Regions from separate parts of the Homo sapiens genome. Here region 1 is linked to region 2. A link is an interaction called in ENCODE POLR2A ChIA-PET data of the cell type or tissue named here. Cell type or tissue: MCF 10A. All regions are shown on one strand. Region 1 holds the start of MIR11399 (microRNA 11399). Region 2 overlaps LRIG2-DT (LRIG2 divergent transcript).

Region 1 (2,500 bases), 140 kb after region 2:
AGTTGCCCACCACCACCAGCAGCAAGGCAAAGGTCCATCTCTCCTCTTTCGGGCCTGGGACTGCCTCTGATGGGGAAACAAGACAGGTTTCAGCCCCAGACCTGAAAGAGCACTGAGCTGGATCTTGCTTCAGGTTCCCTCCTTTTAGCAGCAGCTCCAGCTCTCTGGAACCAGGAACAGGCCCTTCCCCGCCACCCCCTCCCACACTCCACTAGAATCCTGGAGAAACTCACACACTTACACCCACACGCTTATATACAGTCACTCCCAACACAGCACGCACAGACTGCACACGCCCTAATCGACAACAAATATCCTTCCTCCTCTGACACAGACAGCCCTGAGTTACAGAGACATGCGTTCTGCAGGGCCTGAAAGCCAGCTGTGTTTCTAGTTGCCAGAGGAATCTCATGCCGACCTTCTTCAAGAAACCTGGAGAGGCTGGGGTGCAGTGGCTTACGTCTGTAATCCCAGCACTTTGGGAGGCCGAGGCCGGTGGATCATCTGAGGTCAGGAGTTTGAGACCAGCCTGACCAACATGGAGAAACCCCGTCTCTACTAAAAGCAGAAAATTAACCAGGCGTGGTGGCGCATGCCTGTAATCCCAGCTACTCGAGAGGCTAAGGCAGGAGAATCACTTGAACCCGGGAGGTGGAGGTTTCAGTGAGCCGAGATCGCGCCATTGCCCTCCAGCCTGGGCAACAAGAGCGAAATACTGTCTCAAAGAAAGAGAGAGAGAGAGAGAGAGGAGAGGAGAGAGGAGAGAGAGAGAGAGAGAGAGAGGAGAGAAGACAGAAGAGAGGACAGAGAGAGGAGAGAAGAGAGAAGAGAGAGAGAAAGAAAGAGAAAGAAAAAGAAAGAAAGAAAGAAAGAAAGAAAGAAAGAAAGAAAGAAAGAAAGAAAGAAAGAAAGAAAGAAAGAAACCTGGAGAGAGGGACCAGTGTATGGGTACACAGGACGGTCACTCCCTAGAAGGCCTCTTTGTGGTCTTCATTCCACCACCCTCAGCCCAGATATGGCAATGTGGGGTGCCCTCTTGTGGCCAGAGCGGCCCTGCAGCCTCTTGGCAGGATCCCGGCTCCCCTTGGGCATCCAGACATCCCTCCTCCAGGCTGCCCACCCCCTGCATGTCAGGGCTCCACTCTCATTACTTCCAACTGGCCTCCCTCAGTAAAGATGAGAGTAACAAGACTTGTTCACATTGTTGTAAGGATTTCCCCAGAGCCCTGACAAAGAAGCCTGCTGCACTTAGCAGATGTTCACTAAACATGGGCTTCCTTTCTTCTTGTCTCCCTCCCCACTCTGAAGCTGCTTCTTTTAGAAAGTGGAAGAAAACAGAAAAAAAGAAAACCCAAGCTCCCAAGCAAATTACAGTTCTGATCTCCATCAGATCCAATAATCAACAGAGCATTAATTCATTGTTTGCCCACAGGTAAACAATGTGGGTAGGGAATGTGAACTACCTTCACGTGTTAAATAAAATTTATAGGAGGCCATTGGTTTGGCCTGAGCTCCTGCAGTAGGCCCAACAGACCAAACCAAAATGGAATTACTCATGTTGAAGTTCCACACCACCAAGTCAACACTAAATTACCTATCTGTCCTTGCAAGAAATCGGGAGAGGTAATAGCCAGATCCCCAAACAGGTCAGTTTCAGCTGGCATCATGAAGAAGTTCCCTTTGCTTTAACCTTCATAAGGAAAGTAAGTCAGGAACAACCAATCTGCTTTTTGTTCTTTGTTTCTACTTTCCTCAGCCCTTTTCATACTATGAAGCCAATCTCCTCTGCTCAGCTCATCAGAACATTCATTCTATTTTGTAGAATGAGGTGTTCCCTGATTCATGAATTGCTAATAAAAGCCAATTCAATCTGTAACTAAATTTGTTGTAATTTTGTCTGACACATGGAAATTAGAAAAAAGAAAAATTTAATTAGAGCCCCTGCATGGTGCGAATGGGAATGAGTTGGTATCTCTTGGAACTTCTTGTTATAATAAAAGTGAGAGCCTCTGACCCAGGATTCCACTCCCCTACTCACCCCCACTGTGTGCCACCCCCAGCCTATGCTCTTGATCAGAAGAGGGCAGAGAAGAAGGGGTGGAGGAGCAGACAACTTTCACCAGGACTCTGGCTACGACCCCTCAGGGCATGGTCAGCTGAGATGACCTCAGCTAGAAGAATAGGGAGCTGCTCATGAGCAGTGATTTCAGAAACAGTAGCCTGGATCCGCTGCCCCAAAACCACCCTCCTCACCTATCATCTAAGATTCCACTAGGGAGACTTGATTTACCTAGCTATTGAAATGCTGTGGGAAATGATTCAAGCTAAGAAATGAACAACTAACAGAAGGCAATTCCCTCCCAGCACAGCACTCCCAGCTTAGCACCTGACCCAGCTAATGTGGTCTCAGCCTGAGCACTGACAGTGACAGGGACTCATCCTCTCAAGCAGCCCTTTTGGTGCCCAGGCAGCTCCAACTGCTAGAAGGCTCTTCTGACAC
Region 2 (2,500 bases):
AAACCTGCTTAGCTTAAGTAGTTGCATATCTAGAGAGTAAGACTGTGGAATAGAGTAGGGTTTTGTTGTTGTTATAAATATTTGGTATTACCTTAAAATTACATCCATATAGGCTGGGTGTGGTGGCTCACGCCTGTAATCCTAGCATTTTGGGAGGCCGAGCTGGGTGGATCACCTGAGGTCAGGAATTTGAGACCAGCCTGACCAACATGGTGAAACCCCATCTCTACTAAAAATTTGAAAATTAGCTGGGCGTGGTGGCGGGACCTGAAATCACAGCTACTTGGGAGGCTGAGGCAGGAGAATCCCTTGAACCAAGAAGGTGGAGGTTGCAATGAGCCGGGATCGTGCCACTGTACTCCAGCCTGGACGGTGGCAAAAGCAAGACTCCATCTCAAAAAAAAAAAAAAAAAAAAAAAAAAAAAAATATATATATATATATATATATATATATATATATATATATATATATATATGTATACAATACAATAATCAAACTTTATTTTAAAAAATGTTCTCAGGCTGGGCACGGTGGCTCACACCTGTAATCCCAGCACTTTGGGAGGCCAAGGCGGATGGATCACGAGGTCAGGAGTTCGAGACCAGCCTGGCCAACATGGTGAAACCCCGTCTCTACTAATAATACAAAAACTTAGCCGGGCCTGGTGGCTGGCACCTGTAGACCCAGCTACTTGGGAGGCTGAGGCAGGAGAATTGCTTCAATCTGGGAGGTGGAGGTTGCAGTGAGCCAAGATCTTGACACTGCACTCCAGCCTGGGTGACAGAGTGAGACTCAGTGAGAGATTTTTTGTATTTTTAGTAGAGACACGGTGGAGGCTCCATCTCAAAAAAAAAAAAAAAAAAAAAAAAAAAAAAAGTTCCCCAGGTGGAAAAAAATTACATTCTGAAAACTAGTAGGAAAATTTTCAATGATCTCTAGAACATTTTGGCATGGATTATCAAAAGATGTTTTACGAGCATGTAAAGAAATTGACTCTAGGCACTAACAAGGGGCCGCTACGGGCAAGTTCTTTCATTCAGCAAATATTTGTTGCGCAAATTCTGAGTTATAGTTACTGTGCAAGACACAAGGGATGAAGCAGAAAACAAAACAGGCACATTCCTGCCCCTTGTGGAACTCTGGTGAGGAAGACAAATAATAAAACGTATGGTATAATTACAGCTTGTGATAAGTGCCAAAAAAGAAAACCCAGGGATTTATGTGAGCCCATAATTACAGGAACTAGCTTCACTGGGAGAGGAGGCAGTGCTAGAGAAATCCTCTGTGGGGACACAGTATTTAAACTGCTACCTGAGGGATGAATAGAATTTAGGTGGACAATGCGTGCAGAGTGCTACAGAGAAAATCTGAAAACACCATGCGAAAGAGTCATGAGGCAGGAATAAGCTTGCCATGCTAGAGGAACAGAGAAAAAGCTGAGGTGGCTGGAACAGTAAACAGGAGGGAGAGTGCAGATAAGCAGGGGCCACATCACACAGGCAGTAACTAATGCTATTTTCTTTTTTAAAATGATTACTGGACAGGTAGATGAAAGAAATAAAAACACACTGTTGGAGAGAAAACATCATTTCTTTTTTTACCCTTTTTAGGTTCTTAGTTGAGACACTTGAAAACAAGCGTCAGATTAACAAAAGAAAAACAAGTTTATTAACATGCTGTACCCATCAAGTGGGAGAGGCCTCAGTTCAAAAGTATTTCTCTCTCCAGGCAGTGGCTTAGGGACCTTGTTTAAATAGTATTTTAACAAAGAACCATGAATTTTTTTTTTTTTTTTTTTTGACAGAGTCTTGCTCTGTCGCCCAGGCTGGAGTGCAGTGGCATGATCTCGGCTCACTGCAACCTCGCCTCCTGGGTTCAAGCGATTATTGCGCCTCAGCCTCCCGAGTAGCTGGGGTTACAGGCGTGTGCCACCACGCCCGGCTGATTTTTGTATTTTTAGTAGAGACAGGGTAGTGCCATGTTGGACAGGCTGGTTTCGAGCTCCTGGCCTCAAGCAATCCACCTGCCTAGGCCTCCCAAAGTGCTGGGATTACAGGCGTGAGCCACCGTACTTGGCCAGAGCCATGAATCTTACGAAGTGCTGAAACAAAGAAGAGTATCTTTAGGCTTCCAAAAGGCAGGAAAATGTGGGAAGGTAAATTAATGGGAAGAGTAAAGTCTGCTCCTGGATCCTCTGGCACCGCTGAGCTGTTTCTGAGCGGATGAAGGCAGAGTTAGGAAGGGCAGTGTGCCCATGTGTTTTAAGCTTTTAAACTAAAATCCCCAGTATTTTAGCGAGAAATATTTTGGTTTCCTTCAACACACTAAATTTGTTTTCTGCAAGGTAACTGATAAAAATGGTTGGGATGAACCAGTTATCACTTTTTTTTTTTTTTTTTGAGATGGAGTCTCGCTCTGTCACCCAGGCTGGAGTGCAGTGGCGCTATCTAGGCTCACTGCAAGCTCTGCCTCCTGGTTCACACCATTCTCCTGCCTCAG

Evidence for each region. ChIA-PET counts read pairs that join two places held together with the same protein. Peaks named below come from ENCODE experiments on the same cell type or tissue, not always from the same donor. Only the 100,000 strongest peaks of a DNase experiment are listed, where the experiment ranks them.
Region 1: POLR2A ChIA-PET joins it to region 2 with 8 read pairs; 7 of 35 experiments call an interaction of 5 or more read pairs at or near these places.

Annotation. Positions count from the first base shown.
Region 1 is chr1:112,879,666-112,882,165 of GRCh38, reverse strand. MIR11399 (microRNA 11399) reads right to left here and starts at 116; the gene lies at 37-116. RefSeq lists an enhancer at 400-1,320. In MCF 10A, a CTCF peak has its summit at 1,036 (motif pointing left); a DNase peak (open chromatin) is centred at 1,025.
Region 2 is chr1:113,020,539-113,023,038 of GRCh38, reverse strand. All of the region lies in intron 2 of LRIG2-DT (LRIG2 divergent transcript), which reads left to right. Among named protein-coding and RNA genes, the nearest start is that of LRIG2-DT, 51 kb to the left of the region's middle. In MCF 10A, no CTCF peak of the experiment used is centred here; a DNase peak (open chromatin) is centred at 1,098.